2 separate regions of the Mus musculus genome follow, and region 2 is linked to region 1. A link is a loop called in an ENCODE intact Hi-C map of the cell type or tissue named here. Cell type or tissue: left cerebral cortex. All regions are shown on one strand. Each heading gives the region's core, and the rest is flanking DNA. Links, peaks and the distances in the headings are about the cores only. Region 1 overlaps Gm17359 (predicted gene, 17359). Region 2 has its middle 22 kb from the start of 6430573P05Rik.

Region 1 (9,225 bases), core at 810-8,809:
CATGGATTCAAGTTCCAGCTTAGAACACGGACATCCACATGGCCTTCAGTTGTTAACATCCCCCAAGGACATCAACACAGACTCTGGCTGTAGTAGAACCACAGACCCAGACATGGCCCTCAGTAGCAGCATGAGTCCAGATACCAACATGATTTCAGGTGGTGGCAGAGGCTACACAGAGTGGCATGGCCACCTGAAGCTTCGCAGCCCACAGACACCAATGTGGCCTCAGGTGGCACCACAGCCCACAGATGTCTGCATGACATCAGGAGGTAACACACACCTAACCGTAGACATCAACAAAGACCCCAGATTCAGTACCATGCAGTGCCGTGCAGATGGAGCCATGGATAACACCGTGGCCTCAGATGGCAGCCCAGCTCAGGGATATCAACCCGGCTTCAGGCTGAAGTATAGACTAAGGAGATCTGCATGGAGTTAGGTAGGATAAAGGCCAAAGACATCAACCCGGCCCCCTGGCCACATCAGGACCACTGACCCACGCATGGCCCTCAGTGACATCAAGGACCATTTCTGCCTCTTCCCACAGCATATGTTCTGCTGCACCCTTCTGCCCTTCCCCCATCCCCACTGCTCATTTATTCGGTCATCGTGGTGCCTGCCAGCCTCCAACCTGTCCAGCTTCCACCAGCTTGTGCCCCATTTTTTTCCCTAATACAATGCTTTTTAACATTTTGTTCTTTATTTTTGAGAATTTCATATATATGTACACAATAAAATATGATCATATCAACTGAGTTTTCAGCCTCCACCTCCTCCTATATCCTCTTCAATGCCCCGCCCCAAAACTTACATCTTTTATTTTCCCTAATAATTCACTAAGTCCAGTGTTGTTCATAAGTGCATGGGTGAGGGGCAATCCACTGTAGCGTGAGAACCCTACCAGTGAGAACACCCTCCTTGAGGTTCTCCTTGACTGCTAGCAGCTCCCCCGTGAGTGATGGGGCCTGGAGATCATCTGCTCCATGCACGCTGGGATTTGGGGATATGGGGCTTGGTCTTGGGTGAGTCCTGTGTAGGTAACGACAGCTGCTGAGAGGTCAGGGTTGCAATAGTCACAGCACGTTCAGAAGATGGCTCCCGACATTCGTCTCCACCCTCCGGCTCTTACATTTTTTTTTTATTCCTACCTCCTCTTCTATGATGTTCCCTGAGCCTTGATAGGATGGAGAGTTACCATAGAGATGCCCCTTTCAGGGCTGAGCTCTGGGTCTCTTACTCTCAGCACTCTCCCCTGACTGCTGTCCACTGTTCAAATGGAGCTGCTCTGGCCTATGCTGAGAGCAGTGCAGGTCTACGGGTATAAAGGTAAATATCTAAGAAGCACTTGATCCAGAACTAAGTCTAGTGTTGCTCATTTGTGTGTGGTGTGTGTGAGAACACACACACACACACACACACACACACACACACACACACGTCATGACAATTTACTAAAAGTTCTCCAAGTTTTTGAGGGCGACATCATCCATCCTTATTTTGACCCTTTGGGTCTCTAACCTAAAGCCCTCTTCCTTTGTTCTTCTGTGCCACCACTTCCCATCCTTACCTCTCTCCAGGTAAGTGTTCAGGAAAGTTTTCTCTGGAAGCTCATCTGGTATGAGGCCCATCCCAAACTCCTGCGGAAGGATGTTCTTGTTTCAAAGCCACACAGATTGTTGGTGTCGGTTTATACATTCAAACATTGGCCAAGGAGCCACAGAGATGGCTCAGTGACAGAAGGTGTTTGCAACCAGCCCTCAGGAATTGACTTTAATCCCTGGGACACACATAGTGGAAGGAGAAAACTATCTTCCTGCATTGGTCCTTGATCTCCATACATGAACTATGTCATGCATTCTCACATATATATTTTACACACACATAAATGTAAAAACAATTTTAAAAAGAAACTTTAGAATTAAAAAGAAATGGCCAAGTGCTGAGAGTGCACCAGGCACCTGCTAGGCCTGAGGACTCAGGAGACAGCCATAGCCATAGCCATAGCCATAGCCATAGCTCCATCTTCCCAGGTCAGAAGAGACAGGACAGGAGATAGATGATCGATAATTGGGGTTCCAGGGCATGCTGTGGGGAATAAATGAAGTCGGATGTCTGTGTATGTTGAATGAATGACTGTCCTTATCATAAAGACCTTTTAGGCTAGATGCAACTGATGTTAAAGAGCTACTCATTAGAAATAAAGGCAGCTGAGGAGGAAGACTATGGTACAATTAAGAAGAAAATCCATGAGTCTATTAGTGATTGCCTAAATGAGGAAGAAACCCAGATCATTTCAGAACATGAGCCTGTCCTGGCCAATTCCTGGTAACACAGACAGTGGGAGTTAAACCTGTCTATCTGTTCTAGGTGGTAAGAGAGAGAGAGAACTGTCTATTCCCTGTCATCTACATTCTTCAGCATCCCAGACACCAGGCCTGTTGCACTTAGAACATTTGCAGGACTACCCAGGAAGCAGTTCTGCTGGACCTTACAAGATGGTTCATGGCAATCAAAGTAGAGACTACAATCTACACATAAATAGCTGAGCTAAAATAGTCTGGACCAAACAGGTTATGACAGGAAAGAGCTCAGAGAAAGAAAAATTAAAAAGAGAAGGTATGGTATGGGAGTGTTCTAATTTGTGGTGCTGTGTGTCACAAGCATCGACCAAAAGCAGCTTAGAGGATGAAAGCATTTTCTTGGCTTACTCTCCCAGGTAGCAGCAGACTATCATTAAGGGGGTGGGGGAGGGGTTGGGGGTAGGGGTGGGGATTGTCAGGCAGCAGTCCATGGCAAGAAGCAGAAGCAGAAATGAAAAGGATTGGCCCTCGCTGGCTCACTCATTCATAGTCATGCTTAGGTAGCTTTCTTAGACAGCCAGGACCACCTGTCCAGGAAGACATGCTGCCCACAGTGGACTGGACCTCACTATATCAATTAGCAGTCAAGACAATCTTCCACAGGCCAACCTGACCTGAGCAATCCCTCATTTGAGACTCCTTTTTCAGGTGGCTCTAGGTTGGGTTGACAGGTAAAGCTAACTAGGACCAGGTGCTCAGGTCTTCAACATTGCCCATGCAAATCTATAAAGCAACAAACAGGCCCTGCCCAAGGATATGTTAGATTTTTCTTATAGTCACCAACATCTGCTGACTTCCAACTGCCTGTGACTCTAGCTCCAGGGAATCTCACACCTCCTTCTGGCCTCCATGGGCACTGCATACACTTCAGACAAGTAGGTCTGTATGCATGTGTGTACACACACACACACACACACACACACAAATCAAAGCAAGAGAAAATAACAAAATAGAATTAGCCAAAGTTTATTATTAAATGTACACAACAAAGGCCAAGGTCAGGCAATGAAAACCTTACTTCTAGCTTAAATGACTGGACAGTGTATCAACTCAGACTGAGTCCAGAAACGTGTCCTTTACTGGAGAAAGGGCCGAGATGATGAGGTCATGTGTGTCTGAAGCATCCACCGTACATTCAGGTGGTGTGAATCTCTGTGCTTGTCATAGTGAGTTACATTTGAAAATATGTGATGAGATCAGAGAAAGAGAAAGCATGTTTGTTTGTAGGAAATTAAAACTTTTATTTACAAAAAGGAGAAATAATTAAAAGAAAACCAGAAACAAAAATCTGGGTAGATCAAAATTAATATAAACTATGCACTGAACAGTATCCACTGAAGAAAGTAGAACGGAAGTTGACACCAGTCTAAGCAAGAACAGAACAGCTTGTGGGAAAGACTATCTGAAGCAACAGAAGCACAGAGGGGGTGGGGGGCAGGGGAAGGGCAGGTAAGTGGAATACACACACACACACACACACACACACACGAAATTCTGGATGAGAGGGAAGAACAGGAAATTAGCGACTACAGGCACCCACCCAAAGGACCAAAACTGTTTGGGATGTGAGGAGCATCGTCAGAGATGAAGGCTGTGGAGCCATTCTCAGAGGGAGGGTTGCATTGGCAGATTCAAGGACGGAGGTGAACAAAAGTGGCCTTGGATTGAAGTAAGTGCCCGCATTCTCAGACTGAGCCAGCAGGCTGGTACCTGTGTGAGGTGAGGATTGGCGCCTAGGTCTGATGGCCTTGGTGTTCTCCTTGAAGTCTTGTGCATGCATGTGTTTGCGAACACGTAATTCTTTTTAGAAGTTTGGTGGTAAAATAGATACCACAGAAAACTCTGACTTAGGGTTTTATTGCCGTGAACACACACCATGACCATGGCAACTTCTATAGAGGAAAACATTTTATTGGGGAGGGCTTACAGGTTCAGAGTTTGGTCCATTATTGTTATCGTGAGAAGCATGGTTGTGTGCAGGCAGCCATGGTGCTGGAAAGGAGCTGAGAGTTCTATCTAGATGGGCAAGCAGCAGAGACAGTTAACCTGGTTTGAGTTTCGGAAACCTCAAAGCCCCCACCCCCGCACCCCTTCACCCCCAACCCCATCCTGAGATAATCTTCTCTAACAATGCCACAGCTACTTCAACAAGGCCACAGGTCCTTATCCTTTCAAATAATGCCACTCCCTATGAGCTTGTTGGGGGCCATTGTCATTCAAACCTCCACACATCCTGCCTTAATAATTCTTAAAGAGTACTGTGTAACAGAAAGTGAAGTCTTACCAAGGTCCTGTCCTATGAAGGACGGCTGAGGGAACGGACAATCTGAGGAGAGAAGGGGGCTTGAGGATCCACGGAAAATCTGAGGTAGCTACTAAAGAGAATGTGACCTGCCAGAGGCTCATTGTTGTCTTCTCCCAAAGACCTCCTGGACGCTCAAGGCTGAAGGCTGGAAACCCTGTGTTTACATGAACAAGCTTTTCCACTTGTTCTAAGAAAAGATAGCCTGTCTTGACGGAGAATCTGAGAAAAACTGAACTGGAAGCTACCACGTATAATCTATTAGTCAACATAATATCGCAGCTACTGCTCACAGAAAACAGATAATCTCTAGCTGGCCTAAACAGTGAAGAGCTTTCAAAGTGAGAGAATGAAAATACACATGCAAGTGCTGACTGTAGTATTAGCGTAAGGGTTTGTATGGCATGAACCACCCTGTCTTTAAATGTCGGCTCTTGCCTATGTAGGGTCCTCAACAGCATCTTGTGCTCATCCATTATAAACCAGATTCAATTTTGTCCAACATCACTTCCGGTTTTTTTAATTCCAAGTGAATAAGATGAATTTTGCCTTCGAAGAACTTATCACCTTGCCGGGGACTAGTTAGGGGTAGGGGAGCAGACACAGATGAAATGACACTATAGTTGATGATAGATAGCATGCAATGATAGAAATACTGAATCAATTAGTGTTTGGGGACAGGTACTATACTTGATGCTGGTTCAGATACCTAAAAACCTAACAGTATCAGTTACAATAGGACTGAAAGACCTAGTGGAAGCAAAGCCCACAGTTGAAAGTTTAACTCTGGGCAGGAATCTAGAGAAGGCTACCCAAACTGAAGGATAGGTAGGATCAGCCTTGAGAGTGGCTGGATTTCGAGTCCAAAGTGTTGCTATTTACAGATGTAATTTGCATGTTCAGACAAATTCCTCTTTGAGCCCAATTATCATGTATTCGACAATAAAAACAGTTCATTTCTAGTCTCGGAGGCAGTGTGTGAAGCTGGCAGGGTTGATGCAGAGCGGCTGGCTTGTTTTCTGTCTAGCAGCCTAAAGGCTAACTCATTAAAATTCAAGGATGGATGGCATGGTGGGTGGCTGAACAAATGTCTTCTTCATGGAGCAGAGCTGAGGCCTTCAAGACATTTCTCCCAGAAGCTAAGCTGCTCTTTGCAGCTGTTCAGTAAGACACCACCGGGGCGGTACCTCCTCCTCAGATCCACCTCGACACATATGGTCATGACAACATCAAGAACAAAAACAGGAAGACGTCATGGCATGGGGCCATGGTTATACCATTCCTTATTCCAAAATAAGTCATTTTAAATATAAAATTGTTTAAACCTGAGCCTGTTTCCAGTTTATGGTTTAACCAAAGGCAAGAATTATTCCACAGCCCTGGGGATGAACCCAAGTCCTCAAGTGCTCTAGGTAAGGCATTCAAAGCACCGCAGGGGCATCAGACATATGGACTGGACTTATGGATGCTTTTATAACCTCTAGTGGATTATATTATTGGACCAAAAACAACAGCACAAATTTTGGTGGAAGTATTTTAATATTTTTACTCTGATTCTGTATTATGGATCTGATATATTATGGGTTGGAGCAAATGAAAAACAAAGTGAGATTCTCATTCAATCATTCCTGCTTTGAATGAGTACGAAAATTCTTGGAGGAGGTGGGGGGGGCATTACAGATGTAAAAGAGATGAAAGTCTCTGAAGTTTATTACAATATCACTCATCATGTTCACGCCCATGCGTGCATGTGCACGCGCGTGCACACGTGCACACCCCCACACCATTACTACTACATGGATTGTAGTTGTATATTTATTTTCCCCCATATTCTCTTCACTGCAAAGACCTAAACATAAGGGCCAATTCAGTAGCTGAAAATTCCCTTATGTTTTAGATAGGGTTTTACTACTATAAACAGACACCATGACCAAGGCAACTCTTATAAAACATTTAGTTGGGGCTGGCTTGCAGGTTCAGAGATTCAGTCCATTATCATCAAGGTGAGAGCATGACAGCATCCAGGCAGGCATGGTGGAGGCGGAGCTGAGAGTTCTATATCTTCATCTGAAGGCTGCTATGAGGAGACTGACCTCCAAGCAGCTAGGGTGAGGGTCTTAAAGGCCACACCCACAGTGACACACCTACTCAAACTGGGCCACACCTTCTAAGAGTGCCAATCCCTGGGCCACACATATACAAACCATCACACGTTAGTACTTAGATTCTTTTAGTTTGTTTTAGGGACTAGATCACATTGTGTAGCTCGGGCTGTTCTTAAACTTACTCCGTAACCCCCCAATTGGCCTCAGTCTTGCCTCAGTCTTCGGAGTGCCAAAAGAAAACAAGCATACATCCTACACCGGGCTAAGTGTTCAGATTCTCCAAATACCTTCACACCAAAAGCAATCAGGGCATCTTGGAGAAATGGCTAACTATAGCTTTGGAGAACGAGATGAAATAGATGAACCTGAAGCATCTCAACAGGCCATGCAGCAAGACCAGACAGCAAAAGAGTTGTCAAAACTCACTGTAGGGCTGGAGAGATGGCTCAGCAGGTAAAAGTGATTGCACAGTAAATGTGATTATCTAAGTTTTACCTACACACTCATGTAAAGATGGAAGGAGAGACCAGATTTCACAAAGCTGCCCCCTGACCTCTGAAAATGTGCACTCACATCTTTATATCCACTCACCCCATAACAGCAAAGCAAAGCAAAGCAAAACAAAACAAAAAACACCCTCTCAAGTCGAAAGGAACTGGAGGAGTCAGACTTGAAGAGATTTTGGGGCTGGAGAGATGGCTCAGCGGTTAAGAACACTGGCTTAACCTCTTCCAGAGGTTCTGAGTTCAATTCCCAGCAACCAAGTGGTGGCTCACAACCATCTGTAATGGAATCTGATGCCCCCTTCTGGTGTGTCTGAAGGTAGCAACAATGTATTCATAGACAGAAAATAAATAATTCTTTTTAAAAAAGAGAGAGAGAGAGAGATTTTGTGGGCCAGAGACAGAGCATTTGCTTAGTAACCAGGAGGCCTTGGGTTCCATCCCCAACACCAAAACAAATCAGTACAGAGGCCCTTTTTGGAGCATTCCAGTGAACTAACTTTGAAAACAGAAAATAGGAGGAAATAAAGTCATGTGAGTTCCACTTTTGCAACACACAGCACACCACCATATAACCACACAGAAAGTGAGGTGACTTTAAAAGAGGAAATCCAAGTTCTCCAGCTTATGAATACAAAAGGAGTAACAGAAATGGAGGCACCACCCCCATGTGAGGCCTAAACAGTTACTGCATCTATGCACTGGTGCTAAGAGGCCACCAGGAGCATCGCAAGCAGAATGCGTAGATCGTATGTGCCTCTTAGGTTATGTGCCTTGTGATGGGAGAAGCTAGGCCCTTTCTAGAGATCATTAAATGGTTCTGAGGATGGAACCCAGACTCTCCTGCAAGCTAAGCACGGGCTCTATCATTGAACGCCTTCCCATTCTCCTTTCCAGACTTACACAGTAAAGACCTAGCATGGACTTCAGCATGTGACTGCCTCTGGAGGTAGACATTCAAATGATGTCACCGAGGAATCCTAACTCCACTGATATTGGGAGTTTCTTAAAGATTGATTGATTGATTGATTTATATGAGTACACAAGCTATCTTCAGACACACACCAGAAGAGGGCATCAAATCCCATTACAGATGGTTGTGAGCCACTATGTGGTTGCTGGAAATTGAACTCAGGACCTCTAGCAGAGCAGTCAGTGCTCTAAACCACTGAGCCAACTCTCCAACCCCAATATTGGGATTTTAAAAAGTTATTCCCCCTTAACCTAAAGTGTTCTGGTTGGAATCTGTGTCTCCACCCTCCCCTCCTAGCATTGGGGTTCCAGACATATCCCACCATGTGCAGCTTTTATGTGTGTTCTGAGCATCTGAACTCTGGGCCTCATGCTTGCACAGAAAGAAAGCATTTTACCCAGGAAGCCATATACCCAACCTTTAAGGAGATTTTAAGAAGAAATTAGGGTTAGCATGTTGCTCAGTTGTTAAGCCTTTCCCTGGCATGCATGAAGCTATGGGCTTAGTTTTTAGCATCACAAAACAAAAATAAAGGAACATGAGTATGCTCATTATGAGAAGAGGTTGTCGGGACACAGGTACAGACGGGCCCACAAGACACACATGGAGAGACACATCTACCTCGCTGCTATTTAAGCCACCAGCTTGTAGTGTTTTGTTACAGCAGTCCTAGCGAATTTGTGAAGTAGCCTTGCCACAGAACTCAGCATGACACAGACCCAGCTCCGACTCCCACTGACGACGTGTAGAAATAAAACGATGTCAGAAAATGTCAAACAGTATCAGTGAAGAGAGACAGAAGATACATGACAGAAGTTTTATGGGACAAGCAACCCAGTTTTGTTAACGAATGAGCAGTTAAGACGTAATAAAAAGCCTCAAAGAGTCACCAAAGAGGTGTGAAGCTAATTTGGATTTTCCAACACTTAAAAAAGTTGGGCTGGAGAGATGGCTCAGCGGTTAAGAGCACTAACCGCCC
Region 2 (9,225 bases), core at 779-8,778, 130 kb before region 1:
AAGTCAAATAATGGCAAGACAGCCCACAAATATGTAGTTGATCCAATTTAAATGTATCTAGCTTATGAATGAAATGAATGAGACCCAGACTATGGTTATTTTATATGGCTTTGACAATTATGGGGGGGGTCACCCCTAATCTATTTTTCTAACTGCTGGCCTGGCTGCCTCCCCAGCTGTGTTCCCCAAACACTTGCTGTTTCTCCTGACCATGCACTCATGATCCATCTCCCCTCATGGAGGCTTCCTCCTCTCTCCTGTCTCTTTCCTTCCTTTTCCTCTCTGCAACCCCCAACCAGGTAACTCAAAGCTCACCTACCTCTATTCCCTCCAGTAATGAGCTGTAGCCACTTTTATTTAACCAATAGTTTTAAATTAAGGAACAAGGTTTGCACAATAAAAGTCAGTAAACATGAAAATTCACTCGTAGGCATCTAGACCTTCAGGTACAGAATTAACACCGTATTACATAGCAACAGACCAAACCTCAACACAAATATTTACCATATTTAAACTCCAGGTATTTGGGGAAGTTCAACATTATAGTCAAAAACAGCTCAGGAAAGGTCCCTGGCCACAGACAGTGGGTCTTTTTATTACCCGTGGTTTTAAATCCTCCATTGGAATTTGGCTTTTTTTAGGGCACATTTTGTGCATACTCCTAGCTGTGATTACCTCTTGGAGGAGAAAGTGATGAGAGGAGAAGAGAACGGTCTTCCATTTCTTCTTTCCTTCCTCCTCCTCTCCTCCATTTCCCCTTCTCCTTCTCTGTGTTGCCCAGGATAGCTCCAAATTCCAGATCTCAAAGACTCTCTCTCTCTCTCTTGCTCCCTCCCTCCCTCCTCGCTCTCTTGCTCTCTCTTGCTCTCTCACTCCCTTCCTCCTCTCTCTCTCTCTCTCTCTCTCACTCTCTCTCTCTCTCTCTCTCTCTCTTGCTCTCTCTCTCTTGCTCTCTCTCGCTCTCTTGCTCTCTCTCGCTCTCTCGCTCCCTCCCTCCTCTCTCTCTCTCTCTTGCTCTCTCCCTTCATCCCTCCTCTCTCTCTCTTGCTCTCTCCCTTCATCCCTCCTCTCTCTCTCTCTCTTGCTCTCTCCCTTCATCCCTCCTCTCTCTCTCTCTCTCTCTCTTGCTCTCTCTCTCGCTCTCTCTCACTCTCTCTCTCTCTTGCTCTCTCTCGCTCTCTCTCACTCTCTCTCTCTCTCGCCCTCTCTCTCTCTCTCTGTAGCTTTTTGAGACAGGTCATGTAGCCCAGGCTAACCCTGAGTCATATGGAGCCAAGGATGACATTGACTCCTGATCCTCTTGTCCTTTACTCCCAGGCCCCACAGGCAGGCTCCACCCCCGCCTGTTTCTTTTCCTATTTGAAGTAAAAAGTATAATCAGCTTTCAATGATTAATAGTGGTAGTCTGACTTTACTATCTACTTCATTTTTAGTAGCCTGGGAATAAGTATAAGTAGAATAATGGTAGAAATTTTATTTTTCCTAAACTTGGTGTGACATTGTGTATGGACTCAAAACAAGCAAAGCAAACAAAGACAGCACAGAATATAAATGCCAGTGCCCTCCATCACAGCAATCTGCAGTGGCAGCACCATTGTGGCTCTCATAAAGCCTTCAAAAAGATGGCACATGGCCCATAAATATTAATAAGAGTCTTCCTTTGTACACTTAAAAAGACTAGGCTAAGACAATCCATCAACTTATGTGTGCTTATCAATCAAACCTATCTTTTCCAGTAAAGTTCTGAGTTTTAGAGCACTTATATTCTTGCCTGAAGAGTCCTTTCTCTGAATACCTTGGACACTGAAGTGACTGTCCCCGAGATTGGCAAAGAGCATCACTGGAACACCGTAGCCAAAAAGAAAGGTGGAGAAATGATCACCCGCAACTGTAGCTTTTAACTCTCAAAAAAGTTGTGAGTGGATTCATCCAGAACCCAGAAGAATACATTCCTAGGGAAATAAAGTTAAGTGTGGTGGATTGGTTTCCAGTAAGGTTTGTAAGCCAACCAACTTCTCGTGATTGAACCAAAGAGCTCTAGATACCTGCAGTTCCTTCCAGAAAATAGTGGAAACCCCATTCTACACCAAGGAAGGATACTGGAATGACTCCCTGCACTCTGACACTTACTTCCCACTGTAAATCTTCTATAACCTGGGGCAGGAATGGACTCTATCTGTTACGTCTGAGCCACTGAGAAAAAGGAGTCCTCCCTTCATGGTGAAAAGGGAAGAGAAATACACAAGACAAAAAGGATTTGTGAGGTAGCCAGTGTGAATAAAGAGGGGCGGTGATACTTAAATAAAAATGTTCTAGGTTAGTTTTTAGGATGTAGGAAGACCAAGGGCAAATCTTTGCTTTCTTTTCATTCACAATGAATTTCTCATTGGTACCCTTGATACATAAAGCTAGACAGGAAATGGGAAAGGGCTCATTTGTAGTTGTCTACTTCCCAGTACTACCTGTGACATGTGAATGTCCATGTCATCACCCTCTGGCACAAATAGCATGATCCATGACCCATCAATGACATCTCCATGTTGGAGACCTCCTTGGGGATATTTTGATGTGTTCCCATCTTTCCATCTTTGAATATAAACAGCATGATGACCAGTAGGCCCACTTTGAAGTTGCCATCCACAGTCAGTGGTCAGATAGATGGCCAGTGCTTCCCTCACTTAGACAAGAGCAAGACTACTCCCACTTTAAGGGGGAAATCTGACTTTATGATCTAAAGACTTGACTAGCACCAGGAGGCGAAAAGAAACATGATGTAACTGAGGACAAAGGAAGTGCTCCCTTAATGAGGTAAGCATACATCCTCCCAATTCCCTCTCCCCCCCCCCCCGGTAGTGACTTACAGACCTTCATGGCTAAATCTGCTTCAAACTCAGAAAATATAATTTTTTTCTCATTCCTCTTTGAATTTCCAGATGCGAGTAGAAAACCCCAATCTGCATGCTCTTTTTTTTTCTGCATGTTCTAATATTCAGTCCACTCTTCTCTCTGAAGCCCGCTTCCTGCTGCAGCTGCTCACAACCTCTGTTACTGAGCCTGCATGCTTTTCTTGACTTCTAACTCAGAGCACAGCGTAAACGTCTCCCATCCTCCTCTGTCTTTGCCCTCCCTAGCAGCTAGCAAGCTCTCTAGCTTGGCTTCCCCATTCTTCTCTCTTGTCAACTCCAATAAATTGTCCTCAAGACATTTTTCTGTGTCTTTTTATTTATTTTATCTATGAGACCAAGAACTTCAGAAAAGGGACCCTGTGGTGGTTTGAGAAAGAATGACCCCCATGGGCCTGCTCATATATTCGAATGCTTATTCATCAGAGTGGCACTACTTCAGAAGGATTGGAAGGTGTGACTTTGTGGGAGTGGGTGTGACCTTGTTAGAGGAAGTGTGTTCCTGATGGTGGGTTTTGACTCAAGGCAACCCCATTATCTTTATCTCTTCCTGCTGCCTACACAGTCCAAATATAGAACTCTCAGTTACCATTCCAACACCATGTGTGCCTGTGTTCAGCCATGCTCTATGCCATGATGATAATGGCCCAAACTTCTGAAACTGTAAGCCAGCCCCAACTAAATGCTTTCTCTTATAAGTATTGTCGTGGTCATCAGGCCTCTTCACAGCAATTGAACACTGACTGAAAAACAGCCCCTATTTGGTTTAGTTTAAAAGACATAGCCATGGCCCTCTTCCGTGAGAGAGAGAGAGAGTGGGTCATTTAAATCTTTTTTTTTTCTTGCAAAAGATGCAGAATCTGCCCCTTGTCCTCAAGCAGAGGTTCCCTCTGAGTAACTCTAGTCGTGACGTCAGCAACCATAGGCCAGTCCAGCCGCCGAAAGGTTCCAGGGCTTACAAGATGCAACTGGAGCATAATTCCCAACAACCAACGCTACAGAAAAGACTGGGGTGCATTTCTAAATAAATTAAGCTTCTAAAGCTCCCCCCCATCTCTCCCCCAACTCCAAATCATCTGCATGCAGAGGACCTGGCAATAACTAATGACTTTTTTTTTGCTGCAAAATTATTGGCTAATTATCCCAATTACTGCATTCTTAGCCTATCAAACTATGCTTTGACCATCCAAAGATGAAATGTTCCCTGGAATCAATCATAGGATAACAAACGCAGTCTGTTTTAGGTTGTTCTTCCTTAAGAACTCAGCATCATTGCTGGCAAGGGAGCCTGGGTATGGTTCTGGAAGGACGAGAGCGTGCCACCAAGACCCTTCAGAAGATGGGGCTTTTCTCAGCAAACTTTCCCACCTAAAACATTTATTAAAAAGCAGTAGTTGCCTCCTAGATGCAATTACTATCATCCTTATCTTTCAGTGTTCTGGAAATTCTGAGTGTATAGCACACACATACACATTTCAATGGTAAACATCCTGTTTAGATTTTTTAAAAAGTATTTTATTGAAGTTTTATTTCTATTATGCCTTTTTTTATCAGGGGCATATACATTGCTCAGTGCACGTGTAGAGGTCAGAAGACAGTCTTCAGAAGTTAGGCCTGGGGATCGAACTCACATCGTCAGTGATGGTAACAGGTAACTTTTCCAGCTGAGCCATCTCTCAACTGTCCATTAAGATTTTACAGCAACATTCCTTATATGCCAAATGATTTATATAATACATAAACATGATCTAGTGCAATCTGTGTATTAACAGATAAGAGCAAGAAATAGCTATAAATAGCAGTAATTCATTATACATTCGAAAGAGCTATAAGAAAGGATTTTCTCTTTCTTAGAGAAATGATAGCACTGGAGAAAAATAAGTGTGTTCAAATGTTATGTACATCATACAAGTGTCAAAAAACTATGTTTCCCTCTTACTACACATAACTTTTATGTTTTTACCATTTAAAATTTAGAGCATTTACACATAAAGAAGCTGAGAAATATCTGCAAAATACCAAATTCTTCACTGCGTCTGCTGCCTGGTTGATATTAGTGATTTAGGTTTTTCCACACTTTTACCTTTTCTTCTCCATATTACCTGTATTTTATCCTTCCTTGCCCCTTCTCAGCAATGGTCAGTTTCCTGTTCCCTGTGTTCTGCAGGTACTTCAAGTTAGATACACCAAGCTAGAGATTGGAGGCTAAGGTCCCCATATGAGTGAGACCATCTAACATTTGTCTTTCCAGGTTTGGGCTATATCACGTTCATGTTCAGTGTGTTTTCTAGTTCCATTCTTGGGTCAGCACCATTTACTTTTCTTTACAGCTGAATCAAATCCCACTGTGTGCATGTACCATGGTCATTACCTACTAATCAATTGATGGACATCTAGGCTGCTTCCATGACCTAGCTGTGAATAGAGCATCCACGAATCTGGATGAGCATGTGTCTCTGTGGGGACATGCCCAAGAGTGGGATACGGTTAAACAGTAGATGTATTTCTAGTTTTCAGAGGAACCACCTTACTGATTCCTGGAGTTCTTGCTCCCACCAACAGTGCATGGGAACCCTCAGTTCCTTCCGTTCTCTCCAGCATTTGTTGTCTTTCTCAATCGTAGACATTCTAAATTGGAGTAAGATAAAATCTCAAAGTGGTTTCAGTTCGCATTTCCCTGATGCGTAAGGATGGTGAACGCCTTTTAAAAATATTTCTCGGCCATCTGTATCTCTTCTGAGAACTCTCTATATAGCTCCATGGTGGTGGCTGACTTTATTTTGTTCCTTCCTGCTTCTGCTCTACTGTATTCTCACTGTACTCACCATTACAGTGTGATTTTAAACAATTCCATGGCATAAAACAGTGTGGGTTTCTATCCTATGTCTTTTTGTCTCCCTCACGTTTGGTACCATATTCTATTTCCATCAGGGAATGGTAATTCTAGTTAGGGGTAGAATGTAACAAGAGCCATCTGTCCTGTTCTCCATCTGAGTCCTTCTGCTGTGATTAATTGTTTTTACATACACACACAGACACACGCACACACACACACAGAGAGAGAGAGAGAGAGAGAGAGAGAGAGAGAGAGAGAGAGAGAGAGAGTCTACCACTTTCTTGCTGCTGCTGCATAAACCTTATGAAGAGCTAACATGCTTAGAGCATTATAGCTGAGTTCTCTGTAACACTAAGCACACAATCTCTGCTCCTGGGGCCTTACAGCCTTGCAAGGGCCTCTATGACAGGTGGTAGCCATTTTTGCTCATGTCTAAGTCCAACAGAGTGGATGCATCATTTAAGTGGTCTGTCAGGAACGCTTCACTTTGCATTAATCTCAGCTGTCTGTGTCTAAAGGAATTAAGAAAAGACTGATGGGGAAAAAAAAACTTCAATGTATCACATTGGCGCTGATTATGACTCTCTAATGTGTGGAGGAAATGCTGATATTCTAACCATGTATATTACTTTTAATCTGATGGGAAATAAGGTAAAAGCATAATTCACATTCCCTAGAGAATTCTGCCATCACGTATCTTCAAAGGCATGTCAGTGCGCATTTCAGCAATATAATACTAAAATCAAAAGCATTTCAAGAGAAAGCAAACGGGACAAGGCATGATAAAAGATTCTACGAGGAGCTGATCTGGGGGATCCAAAGGAGATTGTAATGAAAGGTCTTAGAGGTGAACCATTATAATCTTTAAAGAGACAGTTTCCCAAATGATCCCTTTTAGTTCTGTGGAAAATTCCTAGAGATATTTACCTTGTATGTACTCAGAGAAAGAGGTATTACTAATATAGAAGGTTCATGTGGGTTGTTTGTTTGTTTGTTTGTTTGTCAGATTTTTATCACCAAGGACATTTAACCTTGTTAGGAAAGTAAGATATAAACCCCAGAACAATAATTGAATAAATAAAGACAGGCTCTATTTAGTGTTGTGATTTGATACCATTTCTTTTCTTTGCCTTGGTCTACCAAGTTTTCCTTTATCTTTCTTGGTGATTCATTAAGGTCAGGTTTTATGCTTATGTAAAGGTGTGGCATATGTGCATGTGCGTGGTGCGTGTGCGTGTGCGTGTGTGCGTGTGTGTGTGCGTGTGCATGTGTGCGTGTGCGTGTGCGTGTGTGTGTGTGTGTGTGACACACATACCCAGTTCTAATGAAGTTCTTAGTGTTTAGGAAGGCCCATATGATGATAAAATATTATATTCTGGCTTTGCTGTGATGTAAAACAAAGTTTTATATTAACAAGAGACAAGACATGAAATGAAAGTGGAGAGGAGACAATGGGAGTGCCTGAGAATTTTGGACCTGACAAACCACAAGCACACCTTCTCCCTGGCTGACACTGAGGAGATGGGCCAGGCCTGGAATTACTGTAAAAGGAGCAAGCTAATAAGGAATTGTCAGAGCTCTGGAGCCTTCCTGGGAAGCCTGCTCTGGCTGGGAGTGGTGACTCACACTGTAATTCCAGCACATGAGAGACTCAGGGAGGATTATAAGCTTGAGCTTAAGGCTAGACAAAGCCACATAGCATGTTCCAGGCCAGTCTGGACTAGGCAAAAAAAGACCTTAGAGCTGACCCCTGAAGCTGGCACTGTAGCTTGTGGTAGAGTGTTTGCATTTACTAGTCTACAGTTTCACTAAGGCCATTGTGTTGCTTGTTTGTGTTTTAGTTTGGCTGAGATAGGGTCCTATTAACCCAGGATGACCAGAAACTTACTATATAGCCATATTTCTGATCGTTCTGCCTCCACCTTTCCAGGCCTGGCATATGCTACTATGTCCAGCATACTCATTGCCTTTTGAAAATGCTGAGTTTATGTCCAGAGATTGATTTGAGCTCATTGATTTGTAGAAAACTAGAGCCCAAGGTCTCACGTCCTGGAGACACTTAAATTCCTACTCCTGCATCCTGCAAAGCAAGATTCCTGCTATACCAGCCCCTCCCGCACAGGACTTCATCCCTGCATCTCCAATATGCGTGACCCCGTGACCCGGCATTCCAGTCCTCTGCAGGTGACACTTACAAAATCAGCTATGCATCAATCCCCCAAACACACTGCATTTATAGTTAGTTTCTAGCAAAATATTTTTCAAGTTATATAATATGCCAGCCACATTTCTGGGAATTGAACATTATATAAAATAGAACCATGGTTTTGGAAGACTGAAAAGTTTTTAATTTTGCAAGAACAATCTTAGAAGTTTTGAATAAGTCAACTTCTGTAGAACTGTAAAGACAAAATCTATCTAGAAAAATGGAGAGGAAAGTGGACTGTGAAGGTAGTAAAGACATGTGGGCAGCCGCTGATTGTTGCCACAGAAGGCAGAATATTCTGGATTAGTCTTACCTCTTACCTATATTTGAATCCTTCTTTGTTTCTCTTGGTAATAGCTCCCAGAGGCCAGGCAAGTGTTAGAGAAAAGAGTTTAGTCTCCTTTAGCTCACAGTCTTGCAGGATGAAGGGCAGGAGGCTTGCATCTGGCAGTGGCCTTCCTGCTGGTAGGGTGCTGGACTAGTCTGATGGATCCCAAGGCAAGAGATAGAGGTCTTTGCATGAGCCAGAGTCTCTTCCATTCAGTTAGGGAATGATAACTGCATCCCATCCTAACAGCCCATAAAAGCCACCCCACCCCCCCACAACCACCACGGACAGAGTTTTTGCTTTCTTAACATCTCTTAATGAGAATTAAATTTCAGTGCATAAGTCAGTTGTCCCAGACACTTGGAAAACTTACTGGGAAGATGTCTTGAGTAGAAGAGTTTCCGTGCCTCTGGACAGGGTAGTAATGTCCCATCTCAAAAAAAAAAAAAAAAAAAAAAAAAAAAAGCCAAATGTCCACACATACACTGTGGGGGATATGTTCAAGCAATGCTAAAACCACAGCTTTCAAACATCACTTAATGTTTTACTTATCTGTAAGATGGGAGAACATCTAGCATACAGAGTAAAATCTCTGTCCATGACCCTTGTAATTGCTACAGAGAGATGAAAGTAACGGATACTGGCTACAAATGGGATATAAAGCTTTTTTTTCTAGTTCTAATTCTGTCTTTTTGTTTTGTTTTGTTTTAGGTGGTGAATAGTACATAAGATATATCTGATAATGAAAGTATAAAAATTGAATGTAAAACCTCCACAGCTTTCATTCAAAATACCTATTTTTAACTATATAGAAGTTCATGGCATTGTATGGGCTTTGGGTGTGGCTATTTTGGTAAGTAGCACTTCTGTGTACTTGCAAGTATTTTTAACATTAATAAAGTTTATGCAATTATTTTTAAGTAATTACTGTAAATATGAAATCATGTTTTAA

What was found. Hi-C counts contacts between places; a loop is a spot of excess contacts. Peaks named below come from ENCODE experiments on the same cell type or tissue, not always from the same donor. Only the 100,000 strongest peaks of a DNase experiment are listed, where the experiment ranks them.
Region 2: a loop joins it to region 1, with 8 times the contacts of the local background. A loop is called at or near these places in 4 of 42 quality-filtered maps.

What each region holds. Positions count from the first base shown.
Region 1 is chr3:79,430,591-79,439,815 of GRCm38, forward strand. Gm17359 (predicted gene, 17359) reads left to right here. Exons shown (of 4, transcript NM_001370773.1): 4 at 1-758. The coding sequence ends at 442. Among named protein-coding and RNA genes, the nearest start is that of Gm36442, 77 kb to the right of the region's middle. In left cerebral cortex, for the core only: CTCF peaks have their summits at 3,216, 5,800 and 7,554 (motif pointing left); DNase peaks (open chromatin) are centred at 3,183, 4,934 and 5,806; H3K27ac peaks cover 1,587 bases.
Region 2 is chr3:79,304,739-79,313,963 of GRCm38, forward strand. No RefSeq gene overlaps it. Among named protein-coding and RNA genes, the nearest start is that of 6430573P05Rik, 22 kb to the left of the region's middle. In left cerebral cortex, for the core only: no CTCF peak of the experiment used is centred there; DNase peaks (open chromatin) are centred at 5,634 and 7,343; H3K27ac peaks cover 604 bases.